2 separate regions of the Homo sapiens genome follow, and region 1 is linked to region 2. A link is a contact called in ENCODE Hi-C or POLR2A ChIA-PET data. All regions are on one chromosome and are shown on one strand. The core of a region is the stretch at or near the end of the contact, and the rest is flanking DNA. Distances in the headings are between cores, read along the strand shown. Region 1 has its middle 25 kb from the start of SMAD7. Region 2 holds the start of CTIF-AS1 (CTIF antisense RNA 1).

The links. Hi-C counts contacts between places; a loop is a spot of excess contacts on that map. ChIA-PET counts read pairs that join two places held with the same protein, here RNA polymerase II (POLR2A). Pooled maps may share reads with other maps.
Region 1: a pooled map shows a loop between it and region 2 (2.3-fold over the local background). The contact joins the enhancer-like site here to the promoter of CTIF-AS1 in region 2. A Hi-C loop is called at or near these places in 1 of 168 maps with a recorded cell type or tissue (naive thymus-derived CD4-positive, alpha-beta T cell) and 7 of 50 pooled maps. POLR2A ChIA-PET finds 5 or more read pairs at or near these places in 5 of 52 experiments (BJ, CD8-positive, alpha-beta memory T cell, H1 and 2 more).

What each region holds. Positions count from the first base shown.
Region 1 is chr18:48,972,110-48,979,411 of GRCh38, forward strand. No RefSeq gene overlaps it. Among named protein-coding and RNA genes, the nearest start is that of SMAD7, 25 kb to the left of the region's middle. RefSeq lists silencers at 3,626-3,745, 3,846-4,145, 4,176-4,295. Within about 2 kb of position 3,527, at least 24 of the 41 ENCODE cell types and tissues checked have a DNase peak (open chromatin) inside an H3K27ac peak, as active enhancers do.
Region 2 is chr18:48,840,360-48,847,492 of GRCh38, forward strand. CTIF-AS1 (CTIF antisense RNA 1) reads right to left here and starts at 1,519. Exons shown (of 3, transcript XR_935449.3): 1 at 1,130-1,519. The region is part of intron 10 of CTIF (cap binding complex dependent translation initiation factor); the gene reads left to right. RefSeq lists an enhancer at 4,179-4,679.

The DNA.
Region 1 (7,302 bases), core at 2,277-4,776, 130 kb after region 2:
ATGGGCTAGGATGTGATTTAAAAACCAAATTATTTTACTCTGCCTGATCAACTCGCCAACCGGTCTCGGCAGTTTCTTTCTAAGGGTCCCCTGGGCGCCATTGCTAACCCTTCCCCTTCTTAGAATGCCTAAATCCTGTGAATCCTGTGATTCTAAGGCCCAATCTAGACCAGCTAAATTGGGTCTTTTTATTTTTTTTAACCTTTTCTTTTAGAATATTTTTAGGTTTACAGGAAGGTTGCAAAGAGAGTTCCAGTATTACCCCATATTCAATTTCCATCTTAAATTATTCTGTCAATATTCGTCACAACCCTGAAACTAGCGTTGGTATATTACTATTAACGAAATTCCATACTTTACTCCAATTCATTTTTCCCTAACGTCCTTTTTCTCTTCCAGAACCCATCCAGGATTCCACACAGGTCAAGTATTTTGTAGAATGTCCTTCAACAGGATTTGTCTGATGTTTTTCTCATCGTTAGACTGGAATTATGGGTTAGGGAAAAGAAGTCCACATCATATTGCGGTGCATGCTGTCAACATGACTTAGCACTGGTGATGCTGACCTTCAGCACTGGTCAGGTAGTGTTTGCAGGTTTCCCCACTATAAAGTTCTTCTCTCCCACAACCTCCTTCCATACTGTGTGTAGCCTTTGGAAGCAAATCACTAAGGGCAGTGCACCCTCAACGGGAGAGGGAATTAGGCTCCACTTCCTTCAGGGGAGTTTACCTACATACACAGATACGTAGTGTTTTGTCTACATGAATTATTTGAAATTATCTGCATGCGAGATTGTCTCTTCTTCTCCATGCACTTATCCAACCATGCCTTTGTATTAGCATGGGTTCATTCACAAGTATTTTATTTATTTATTTATTTATTTATTTATTTATTGAGACAGAGTTTCGCTCTTGTTGCCCAGGCCGGAGTGCAGTGGTGCAATCTTGGCTCACTGCAACCTCTGCTTTCAAGTGATTCTCCTGCCTCAGCCTCCCGAGTAGCTGGGGTTACAGGTGCCCGCCACCACGCCCAGCTAATTTTTGTATTTTTAGTAGAAATGGGGTTTCACCGTGTTGGCCAGGCTGGTCTCAAAACTCCTGACCTCAAGTGATCCGCCTGCCTCAGCCTCCCGAAGTGCTGGGATTACAGGCGTGAACCACCGCACCCGGCCCCTATTTTATATTTTATATTTGAATCTAATACTACATTATTGATTTTGTTGTTCCAGTTGTTCCAGGTTTGAGGCTGGGCCCTCTTTCAGGTTGGTCCCTGTGTCCTTCTGACATACCCACATCCCTTTCATCTTGAGCACTTTCTTACTTCCCAGAACCACAAGGTGTTCCGGACTCATCTTCAGCATTTCCAGCCCCAGTCCTAGGATCCGCCATTTTTGAACATTTTGAACAGAGCAGACTGGCCACTTTTGACCCCTTTTTCCATTAAGATGTAGGTAGTTCTCTTGCGGGAAAGAACCCAGCCTTATTATCTGGTGCAAGCCAGTCAATTGCAAGTAACTTGAAAGGGAGTTCAGTGTTTTACAGGGTGTTTGTTTCCATGGCTGGCATAGCTAGGACCTCACCTTCAGGCCCATCGCCCTTTCTCTCAAAAGGTTTTCAGTTTGCTAGAAGCCACTTTCCTCCCTCACTTTACTTAGATTGCAATGTAGACCCGCCCCAAGTGAGTCAGGCTAAGGAGTTGAGAGAATAATTTAGAGAGGCCCTCTTCTCCTCCTGCAAGTCCTTTGACCTGCCAGCCTGCAAATCTGCTATATAAAGATAGATAAGTAGCCAGCTAGCTACACACACACACAAACACACACACACACACACACACACACACACACACCCATATACCAAAACCGAGAAGGCTACGGAGAGAGGGCAGTGGAGGCATTCACTCTGAGAATTACTGTTCAAAGGGGAAAAACAGGGAGGCACTTGGGCAATCCAGAAATGCAGGTCTGAGCTGGCCTAGGGTTTTAGCAAAGGAGGAGTGAGTTCTTCAGAACAGGACCAATTAAAACCTTTTAAAGTAATTGTTCCCCTGCCTTCTTTCAAAGTTGAGCTCTAATCGTGGCCTTTCATTCTTCCCACCACTCCATCATTTTAAATTAACCTTGCGATTCCCTGCAGCTGCCTCTCACCCATCACAGACATGCTAATGCACGTGTGTGCTGCTGGGGGGCGGTGGGAGGGGACCCTGACACTAGCTTTGTGAAACAGCATCCCTGTGGGCTCTGTTCCACTCACCCCCCTACCCACCCTGGCAGAGCAGAGGGGAGGGAGGAAGGAAGCAGGCAGGTTAGCAGAGCGCAGGACCAGGCAGTAAAGTCTCCTAGCTGCGCTACCTCGCTACCTCGGGGTGTCCACATTACTCAGCCCCTCGGAGCCATGGGGGTGGGGAGGGCAGGGCCTCCTGGGACAGGACCATAAACCGTTTATGAATCCCTAAATGTCACACATCAAGTCGACATCACCTGTTCACCTTCATTCTTCTCTCCCTTTGTGAAAAGTCTCTCTTCGCATTCCCTCCGGGCCTCTCCCCTCCTGACCCTTTGGAGTAGGAGCCTTCAAAGCCCTGAAGGTTCCCGAGTGATGTGGGAAGTAAAGTTCTCAATGGAGGTCTCCTCCTAGTGAAAGGGCACTCTGTACTTAATGGAACTGGCCAGACCGTGAAGGTTACCTTGACCTTGTCTGCATGATAAATACAACTGGAGCGGGGCGGAAGGCACACCATTCAGAAAAGCAAACTGCTTGCATCTTCTTTATTTTTAATCTCACTCCATTTTGCTTCTCTGCAGGATCAAAGCAAGTTAAGGAGAGACAGCCTCTGTCTTTCAATCCTAGGGGCAGCTCGTGCAGTCGCCCCGCCGCGGCCACTCTCCTAACACGGGCAGAGGGGGCAGCGACGTGCCCCGGTCGCTCAGCCAGCTGGTGGCAGGGCTGTGACGGCAACCCAGGCCCCCAGACGCCTCTCCGCGTCTAGGCGCTTCCCATAATGGAAGGCTTCGCTCCATTAAAAGTTATTTTAGGGAATCCACAAGCCCACCGCCATCCCCCCCAAAGTGGAAATTTTATGTAAACGAGTCAAAATAAAGCAACAGTTTCTTAATAAGTATGTTTGGAGTTACACTCTGGACTAAGACGAGCCGAATCGGGCGAGGGGATGCGGACTTAAAGGTTCCAGTGTTCTTCTCCATACGGCAAGACTATTTTTAAAAATTTAAGGACGTCTTCCAGTCCACAGTCCACACCGCCTACACCCCCGCAGGTCAGACAGGCGCGAGTTCAGCCCGGTGACCCCGCCATCCTCGCGGCCCCCACCCTGGGGCCAGGGAAGAGGGCGTGGCCGACCCCAGCCCCCTCACCGAAACCGGGCCTGTCCCCTCCCCCATCGCGGTCCCGCACGGCGGCGGAGGGGCCGAGGGGTGGCGGCACCGGGATCCCGCCGCCACCCCGGCGCGCACGGAGGCAGGGTTGGGGGAAACACGATTCCTGGGGAGATTGGAGGAGGCGATGCCGCCGAGGCTGCGGGGGAGTTCTCCCGGAGAACTCGGGGGCCGGGTGGGAATGCGACCTCCAGGGCAGCTATCGCTGCTCCCCCGTAACTGCCGCAGGGACCCTCCCGGGGTGGGGGTGGGGACGCGGGGCTTCCGTCCCTTCCGGGCCGCGGAGGTGCAGGCCCGAGGGGCCCGTGCAGTCAGACGTGCAGTGTGCGCGGCCCGTGACTCAGCCGGGTGGCGACGCGAGGCCGGGGAGGCAGGGGGAAGGGGCGGGCGGGCCGGGCGCGCAACCGGGACCCCGCGGCCTCGGGAGAAGCGAGGTGCGCGCGCCCAGGAGTGGGGGGCGGGGCGGCGGGCGCGCGCGCAGCGGAGGCGCCGGGCGGCGGCGAGGGCCGGGCCGTATGCCGTCTTCCCGGCGCCGCGCTCCCAGAGCTCGCGCCGCCTCCCGGGGCGCCGCGCGGGTGGCGCAGGTAGAGGCCGGGCGGGGGTGGCAGCCACCCCGGGGCTCAGGTTCCAGCCGCCAGGCTTGGCCCTCAGCGGGCGCTGTCAGAGGGCGGGCCCGCGGGAGCGGGGCGGCGGCGGCGGCGGCAGAGGAGCGCAGGGCGGGCGGAGACCGTCGGGGTCACCTCTCCAGCCCCCCGCGGTGGCCGAGCCACCCGCAGTTGCGCTCGAGGCGCCGAGGCGGGGTGGCCGAGCGAGACCCGGGCCGGGCGCGGCTCGGGCCGCACAGCCGCGGCGGCGGCTGCAGACCTGTAAACCTTAATGACAGCAATCTTGCCCGTCTGCGCCTCTGACTCACGTGGTGACCCAGCCTCCAGTCACCCGGCGGCCGCCCTCCGGCCTCAGTTTCCCCCGCCGCCGAACAATGAAGCCACTGTGTCGCCGTTCATTTCTGAGCGCCGTTTCACACGCGGAGCGCCGCCGCCTCCCTGGGGAAGGGACCGAGGCGTCCGGCTTTTAATTATCCCCGGTGGGCGGGCGTGGGGAGGCCGCGCTCTGCTGGATAATTGAACCCTGGGACTATTCCCTCGTCAGCCCAAGCTCTTTATCTTAAGCCGTCCTTTCCTCTTCATCGTATTTAAATTTTACCCCTTCCTCTCCACGCTGGTGGGACTGCTTGAAAAACAATGAAATGGGCCGGTTAGGTGGCTCACGCCTGTAATCGCAGCACTTTGGGAGGCCCAGGCTGGGGGATCACCTGAGGTTAGGAGTTCAAGACCAGCCTGGCAAACATGGTGAAACCCTGTCTCTATTAAAAATACAAAAAAAAAAGGGGGGGGGGGAAAGAAATTGGCCGTGCATGTGGCGCATGCCTGTAATCCCAGCTACTTGAGAGGCTGAGGCACGAGAATCAGTAGAACCCGGGAGAAGGAGGTTGTAGTGAGCCGAGATGGCGCCATTGCACTCCAGCCTGGGCGACAAAGCGAGACTCCGTCTCAAAAAAAAAAAAGAAAAGAAAAGAAAAGAAAAGCAATGAAATGACTCCCCGCCTAGTTTAGGCAATTTGTGTTTTCCCGAATATCAAGGGTTCAGTCAATTTGCTCGCAACGAACTTGAGCCCTTCCTGTGGGCCAGGCCCAGTGTGCCCAGCACTGAAGCCACCGCTGCTCAGAAGCCACAGCAGGTTCTGAGGAGGCACAGCGGCGGAGAGGCCACCTCTTCCTGGTTCTGTTCTGCAGGCATAAAAGGGATCAGACTACTGACGGGCGAAGCTGAGTAAACCCCACATACATTATTATGCTGAGTGAAGAAGCCAAACACAAAAGGATACATATGGTGTGGCCCCCATTTATGGAAAACCCTAGAAGAGACAAATGTAGTCCCTAGTCCACCAAAAGTATTGGTTGTCTTGCGGTGGGGGTGGGGGCAGTGACTGGGATGAGGACAAGGGAATTCTGGGGGTGATGGAACTGTCCCATATCTTGATTCAGTCTCTGGCACCTGCGACCGCAGAGCACTCCCCACCCACCTACCGGCCTCTCTGGACCCTGAGACTTCAGGTTACTGAGGAGTCAGTAACCTTCCCCACTGGAAGGCCTTTCCCCCATGGCCCCTCACCCCCCATTCCTCCCTGGCCCTGGGTGCCCCATTTCCGGGAGCGGTTATGTGGATGGAAGTATACAGTTGTCCCAACTCATCCAACACTGAATGCAAAATGGGTGCATCATACTGTATGTAGGTGGTACCCCAAGAAAGCTGGCCGAAGCCCTAAGGGTGTGGGAAGCCAGGAGGCTAGGAGGCTTGGTGAGGGTAGCACTTTGGTCATGGAAGGGGATGGAGAGGAGAAACGTTGCTTGTTGAGGTCTCCAAAGAGAAGGCGTCACATGTTTTATGGAAATCTTACAAGCCCCAAATGTTACTATTATTATCCCCGTTTGACTACTGGGGAAACAAACTTAGGCTGAGTGAGCTGCCCAGCCTCCCTAACCCTGTCCCTGGCAGATGGTACTGAGAGGATCTGTCTTCCTCTCTCAGTGGACACGACAGATTCATCGCTGTGTGGGGGACACCGAGTGTGAGCGTCAGGGTCAGCAGCAGGGCCTTGGAGGCAGAGGGGACCCTGTGAGAATCCTGCCCTCTTTCTAGTGCTGTGACCTGGGCCATATTGGCTTCTCTCAACCCCAGGCCAAGTCCTCCCCTGTGTAAGATGGAGAAGGTCCCACCTCGGGCCTGGCGTGAGGAGATGAGGGCGCTTAGGTGGGTGCCTGGTTCGAGGCGTGCCCGTGGTGTTAGCTGTACCTCTGTGACCTTGGGCGAGTCCCTTCCCTGTAAGGGCCGCAGTGTCCTCATCTGTAAAATGAGAGGGTGGCTTTAAAGTGCCTTCCACATCCTGGTATCCTGGAGTATTTGGAGGGGCCACGGGGGAAAAGCAATGGAGGAACTTCCGGGGAGGGGCAGCAGGTGCAATTGAAGGAAGGAGGTGTCCCGGGCATCCCCATTGCTTCTGTGGAACCCAGGAGGGTGAGGGGTCTGTGGGGTCGTGTTCTGACCCATGTCCTGCACCATGAAGGGGAGATTCCTCCAACACCATGGCTGAGGGGGCCGCAGCATTGCTGGAACTCATCAAGGGCATAGGGGGTGGGGCTTTGCTCCCTTAGGAAGCGGCCTCCTCCACCGTTGGGCAGTTCCGGTTTCCAGAACATCATCCTTGTGTGGACCCAGCATCTCCCCCAGATCTCTTCTGAGCCTCCGACCAGGCACCTCAAGCTGAGGGCATCCCTTGACCAGGAATATTTTCCTCGGCTCAGTCTGTCCAGACCGTTCCCTCCCTAACTAAGGGATAGTCCAGAGTTCTGGAAGGAAGGGCCTTCCTGAGGGGAGGCCAGCTGTGCCTGCCCACTGAGGACCTTCAGCCCGTTCTCTGCCATTGCAGACCCCGTGTCGGCCCCACTCCCAGGGGCAGGCGAAGGCTTGGCCACTGAGACACCTGAGTTTCTGGCTCTAGGACGTGGCACCCTCACAGCTAGGCCTCCCAGCTCTCCCTGCACAGAGGCCACCCAGCCTGGGAGGCTTGCAAAGTGCAGCACAAATTCACACACCCCACATCACACACACCCACACACAGCACACACACATACACCACACGCATACCACACTAATTCTCCATTCTCACACCATGTACACACAACGCAACCCTCTCCAACCACACATACCTCGCTCCCTGCGTGTGTGCGTATATACCACATCCCCCACCCCCACACAACACACAACACAACCCTCTCCAACCACACATACCCCGCTCCCTGCACGTGTGCGTATATACCACATCCCGCACCCCCACACAACACAGTCACACTCT
Region 2 (7,133 bases), core at 269-2,768:
AGCCTGGTCAGTTGAACACAGTGAGAATGCACAGGTGATAACAGAATATTGACTCACATGCTCATTCATCCAAAAAGATCATCTCGACTTAGAAAAAGAGTTGCCCCATTATTAAAATTTATATTCTGCTAAGGGTAAGGCTCTAAAGCCAAACAAACTTCCAGGTGCCAATTAACTTCTCTTATCTCCGAGTCTCTTAGACTTGGCAAAGAGTACTTACCAAATCCCTACTGACACCCTGGGCAGCCCCAGGCCCTTTTCTCAGCCCAGGCCTGTCTGCTCCTCCAATGGGTGGCTGCTCCTCTGAGCACAATGCTAATTATGCCCTTAGCACAGCCCGATTCTTCTCTGAACAGTAACAGAGCTTAATTGTCTCCGGCCCAGCTGTCCCTACCCAGTTGGTCCTTGGTTACTGCATTCTGCCCAAACCCACTGCAGAACCAGCTGCACTCCCTCACCCAAAGGATAGCCCTCCAACCCAGCTCCTGCCACAAGGCTTCACTCCACCCCCACCCCCACCCCCACCCCAGAAGATGGGCACCTCTGTCTGGAAACCAGGCTACTACAAGTGTTGATCCTTCTTCAATACAGCATGCCAAGATTATCATGCAAAAAAGAACATGGTTTAAGCAAAGGTTTCTTCAAAATTCCGTGCTTGGTGGCAGAGGAGTGGGCCAGTGTGTCCCTTTTCTAAGTCCTCCAATGACCCTTGCTCGTTATTTATGCCCTCCCTGACTCATGCTCTGTAAAGTCTGAGGTTGGTAAAAGCCCCCTACATTTAAGAGGGCACCTGGTTAATGTAGGCATCCCATAAACAATCTTCTAAGAAGCTTCTTCCCAGTCTCAGGGAACTGTAGGTTGGCATAGCCTTGCAGATAATCTTGTGCCCAGTTGGTGAGCAAGCAGGGGCCAGTGGCTGGAGCGGCCCCTGGGCTCTGGGCATGGGGAGGCCCTCCTTCTGAGCTGATGGGTGGCCTCTGCAGCCGGGCCCTCCCTGAGCTTCCCTCTGGGACAGCAGAGAACTCAACCTCTCTGCCTAGGGCAGCGCCCTCGTGGCCCCGGCTCAGCCCAGCTCCTCTAGGGAATTGAGTGGCTGGACTGTGGTTTAGTCGCCCCCAGGGAAGCTTACCCAGAGGAGGAAAGGACTGTTTCGCAAGCCAGGCCCGGCGTTCTGAGCTGGCCTGTCCGCCCCTGGCATATGGCTGGGCCTGTTAGGAAATCAAGGAGACGCTCTGTCTCTTTCCAGCAGGCGCCACTTCTGTCTTGCCACTGCTTTGCTCGATTCAAGACGCTGGCTCGGGGGCCAGGCTGGTGGGCAGGCAGGCGGGCAGGCGGGCAGGCCCCTCTCCCACCAGCCCGGTGCCTGGGAAGCGCTCACTGTCTCCTCAGCCGGTGTTATCCCAGGGGTCCCGCACCTGGCTGATAAGGCCAGGCGGCTATCAGTGGCCATCTCGGGTGGGAGGGCAGGGTGGCTCTCAGGGAAGGATTCCAGACTGTTTCCTTCTGGGGCTGAGCTCCAACGCCCTTATCTCCTTTCCTGCCAGGCAGGGACTCCTCAGCGCTCACACACAAAAGAGAACTCCACCCAAGACGCACAGCCCCTACCTACTGGAAGGTGGAGGAGGCTTTGCCTCCGGTTTCATTAAATCTACCTGGTTCTCAATCGGGGGCAGTTAAGTGTGCACTCAGCTAATATCAATGTATTTGGTCCTGCCAGGGGGTGGGAGGGTTGGAGAGACGGGGACGTTCAAGTAATGGAGCTGCCTTGGTGGCTGTTTTCGAAGCTCCTGGACTTGTCAGTCAACTGAAACGTCTCTTGGAAGAGAAACAACCAGGGGATGGGCCAATGCCAATTACAAGATTCAGGGGCTGCGGGGATGGGGAGGTCAGGCCTCATGGGACTGAGTAGAACGAGGGTGGTGGGGCCTGAGTGTGAAAAACCAGGCCTCGCTCAGCCCCGCTCTTGGCTGCCTTGAAGCCTGTGAGGCAGGAGGCCTGGTGAGTATTATTCCCGTTTCATAGAACGCAGGCCTGTGGGTGGGAGTGCTAGAGGGAATACGGGAATATATTATAGAAGATGGGTCAACGGAATCCTTGAGAGGTCAGCCGAGCGCCCATTCCTGTTAGCGCGGAAGGGAGAGCCCTGGCCTCACAGTGTTCCCAGGATTAATGTTCCGCCTCAGAAGAGCAGCCTACCCCCAAGACTCTCAGACTTACTGCTGGGCAATGCTTTCCAGAGGCCAGGGCTGGCCTAGGTGACCCCACAGGGCCTTGTTCCAGCCCAGCAGTCGCTGATTCTACAGGCAAGTTACTATGGGAACTATAACTTTGAATTTCCTGGCTCTGGGGCTGTGAAAATCACAACCTGAACCTTCCGTTGATGTGGGTTTCTCGATTAATTTCCTGTTTGATTGTTTACTTTAGAGAGCGGAAAATGCCTTTGCAGGCAGCTAGCTCCCTCCACGGAGACACTTATCACACCCTGCCCCCACAGCCAGCAAGGTCAAGTCCAGGCCTCAGGTGGGTGGAGGTAGGGGCCAGAAGCAGGGGCAGGGACTGGGGGAAGGGGCTGGAGCTGGGGGCAGGGAGGAGGCTCAGCCAGAAGCAGATGGCAGCCTGAGCCCCCTGCCCTACCCTTCTGCTTGCCCGGGGTCCCAGCCTGGTGGATGTCGGGGCTGTGGAGGGACCTGTGATTTCAGAGACCTGTGAGCCTTTGAGGGGAGCCTCCCACCCACCCCAAGCCCCAGGACTGGCCCCTGGCTGCCCAAACTATCCCCTGTCTCAAGGAGCTCTGTTGTGCAGAGTCAGACATACAGTGCAGTCCTTCCTGGAGAGGGTGGCCTCAGTGGGGAGGGTCAGAGATTTCCCCCTAGGCCAGGCACTGCTGACTGGGCTGCCCAGTGCGGGGCTGGGCGTAACTGCTCTTCTACCCTTCTCTCCTCCATCTGCCCTCCCCAGGGCCCTGCGCTCCAGCAGGGAGCTGTGCCCAGTGTTCCCAGTGACCATAACTCCATCCTGTTCCCTGCGGAGTGGGGAGGGCTTGCAGGCTCAGGTGCCGCCTGCGAGCCAGGAGTTCTGATCTCCTGTGATGATAACCACCCATCTCTAGGCCATGGGACACTCGGTAGCCTCTCGAGCCCTCCTCCCCACCCCAGCTACCCAGCCCCTAGATGGCCCTGAGGCCCCATTTATAATGGGGGCCCTGAGGCACGGGGAAGGGAAATGGAATAGGCCAGAGGGCTGTGGACTACCCAGGGGATCTGGGAGGCCTGGGAAAAACTCCCAACCTCCCAGCACCCCTCCCTTATCTAGGTGACCGTATATGATCCACATCAGGGCAGTTTGGAGAGTGGAAAGGATGCTTTTACTAATGACTTTGAGATGACAGGTGAAAACTGGAACTATTCCAGGCAAACGAGATGTGCCATCACCCCACCTTTGGCCGGCCTCTCCCCATCAGCCTATTTATGTGGGCACTCACTGGGGAGCAGGAGTGAAGCTATTTTTCTACCTACTTGTGTGCTCTTGGAGAAATCATTTCCTTCCCTGTGCCTCAGTTTCTGTAGCTGTGACATGAAGAGCGTTGCAGTGGTGCCTAACTCAGATCATCTGGTAGAAAGATCAAATGGATCTTTAAAAACACACAGAGCACATAGAACAACCACTCAAAATATGTAAGCCAGGTGAGCATGAGGATTCCGAAGGTGCTGTTCACCCTCAGAGGCCCCCTCTCAAAAGGGGAACCTCAGAGCTGCCTTAGGCATTTCCTGTTCACTCCTCAGGAGGGATCTTGGACTGGGGGCAGTGAGCACAGAAGAAGCTTCCAGAAGGGATGGGGAGGGCCTAAAGGGGAAGCTGGGAGGCACTGGCTGCAGGCACAGCTGCTTCCCTGGAGTCTCAAACCCACCCCAGGGTCCTGGGGATTCCTGGCTGCAGGCACTGTGAACAGAACTAGCCCCTGTCTAGGCCACTAGCTGGAGCTTGGTCCACAGGAGAAGCCGCTGGAGTTGTAGCCCTGCCTTCTGGATCCAATGTCTCCAGAAGAATTTGGTGTCTACCCTGAGCCCCAAATTATATTTCCAGCCCCCGGGCCAGCTGTGGGATGAAGCATCCCCCATGTGACATCCACTGTCGCTACTTTGTACGGGGTGGTTTGCAAGCCCGGCAGGAAGGAGGCTAATTATTCCCTCTGGGGCGCCTGGTCCGCAGCTAGGGTGCCCGCCCGCCTTAGTTAGGAGGGCTGGCAGCCAGACCACAGGGCACAAGCTTGGACTGAAGGCCAGGTCAGAACCACAAATTTCCTGACATCTGACCATAACCACCATACCAAGGCTCCATGTTAGACTGGTGGAAAAGTGGCATGGGGGCCCATTCCCCTCTGCTGAAGGTGTCTGCACTGTGGGCAGGCAAGAGCGATTAACATAAAACAGCACTAATTTTGTAGCTTTGGTGCCAGGCTAGGCAACATTAGCATCTACACAAGCACCTATATCCATGGCCACACCAGCCCTTCCTCCCACTTCAGAGGGCGACACTACTCTTCTTTAAGGCAGATCTATGTACTTGATCCTTTCCTCCTTTCTGATTATCCTCTTCTCCTGCACTCTGGCACCTCACCTCTACCTTTAAACTGGCTCAAGACTCTCCTACTTTAACCACACCAGATTCCCAGACCATTCTAGGTGACCCTGTGCCAGTGTCTTTCCCCTAGCATCCTCCCCTTTTCTTCTTCCATAGGCAAGTTCCAAAAACAAAGAAAAGAGGGAAAGGAAGGAAGAGAAGAAGGGGGTTGGGGTTGGGGGTGGGGGAGAGAGAGAGAGAAGAAAGTACAGAAATTCATTCCAAAGAAAAAGAAAGAAATGGTGTGCTCTTTCTGTCTGCACTTCTGGACCTCCTTCACACTCTCCAACCCTGCGGGGCCCAGCCCAGGCTTCCACTGCCCCAGTAGCAGCACTGAAGTCATCATGGCAAAGGTCACCCATGCTCTTCTAATCACCAAATCCAGGGGACCTTGGTCATTGTTCGTTTTACTTGACCTCTCTGAGCTTTGACACTGGTGACCTTGTACTTCTTGGAACTCTTGGCCCTCATGACGCCATTTCCTCCTGTTCTGCTTAACTCTCTGACCACCCTTTTCTTCCTTCTTTGGGGATTCCTCTTCCTCCTCTCTCACCCTTTAGGCATTGCTGTGTTCAGGTTGGGAGCCCCTGCCGTCTTCTCTTCTCATTCCATGTGTTCTCCAGGTCACCTCACTCACACCAACGGCTTGACTAATCCCTGGGTGCTGATGATCCCAGATTACCATTCTCCCATTAGTCATCTTCCCTGGTCATCCCCAAGGACCCTGGACTCAGTATTTCTAACACTGAACTCATTCACTTTCCCTAAAACCACCTCCACCTGCCTTCCCAATATTGTTGATGGCATCATCACTTACGCAGTTGACCAAACCCCAAACCTGGGGGCTGGCCATCTTCTACCTCATCCTTTTCCTCACTCTCACTTCTGCCTCTTAACATATTCTGCCTCTTAAATATCCTCCTCCCTTCCTGCCAGCCTTAATTCAAGCCACCCCAATTTTGCACAGCAACCTTCTAACGGTCCCCCTGCCTCCAGTCCAAACACCACCCTACCTACATCTCCATGCTATGCAAGATAGGATCTTTCTAAACTACAGGTATTACTATGCTACTCTCCAGTTTAAAATCTTTCAGTGGCTCTCCAGTCCCTTGGGATAAAATCCAAACTCAGTACCATGGCATCTAGAGCCCTTAAATATGTGGCCTTTGCCTTCTTTATAAGCACATTCCACCCCCAGCACCATATATTTTAGGCATCTTGAAATACTTATTCATCATTGTACTCTGCTAGTGCACATTTTTTGCTTTTTTACATCTTTCTCATGCCATATGCCTGGAGTTCTCCACCACCGCTATTCCTTCTTATGCTGCAATGCCATATACCTAGCAAGTCTCTTGCTTTCCCCCTACTAGACTATAAATTATAAGTCTTATTGTTCCTCTTGTTATCCCTGTACTTACGTAGCATTTAACACACCATAGATATTTCATAAATGTTGCCGAGTGGATGGATGGATGGATAGATGAGTAGATGGGTAGATAGATGGATGAAAGGATAGATGGATGGATGGATGGATGGATGGATGGATGGATGGATGGATAGGTGAATAGACAGATGAATGAAAGGATGGATGGGTAGGTGGGTGGGTGGGTGGATGAATGGATGGATGGATGGATGAGTAGGTGAGTAGATAGATGGATGAAAGAATGGATGGGTGGGTGGATGGATGGATGGATGAATAGGTGAGTAGATAGATGGATGAAAGGATGGATAGATGGGCGGATGGATGGATGGATGGATGGATGAGTAGGTGAGTAGATGGATGAAAGGATGAATGGATGGATGGATGGATAGATACATGGATGAAAGGATGGATGGATGGATAGATAGATGAATGAAAGAATGGATGGGTGGATGGATGGATGGATGGATGAGTAGGCAAGTAGACAGATGGATAAAAGGGTGGATGAGTGGATGGAGGGATAGGTAGTGGCCAATACAGACAAAGAATAGGTAAAATCAGTTCAATTTTGTGAAGGCTCAGGTTGACCTGTCACCAGTCAACACAATTAAAAATTATGAGCTCCAGCCGGACATGGTGGCTCACACCTGTAATACCAGCACTTTGGGAGGCTGAGGCAGGCAAATCACGAGGTCAAGAGATGGAGACCATCCCGGCCAACATGGTGAAACCCCATCTCTACTAAAAATACAAAAATTAGCTGGTCGTGGTGGTGCGTGCCTGTAGTCCCAGCTCCTCAGGAGGCTGAGGCAGGAGAATCGCTTGAACCCGGGAAGCAGAGGTTGCAGTGAGCCGAGATCACGCTACTGCATTCCAGCCTGGTGACAGAGCAAGACTCCGTCTCAAAAAAAAAAAAAAAAAAAAATTATGAGCTCCAACCAGCAAAATAAGAATTAGCTAATGTGGGAAATTAATATCATTCCGTAAAGGAGAGAGCACAGATCCAGGACTCTCCAGCACCTTCCATTTCCACTTAGACCTGCTGTCTGTCTGGGTTGTGCAAGCCACTTAACTACTGAGCCTCAGTTTC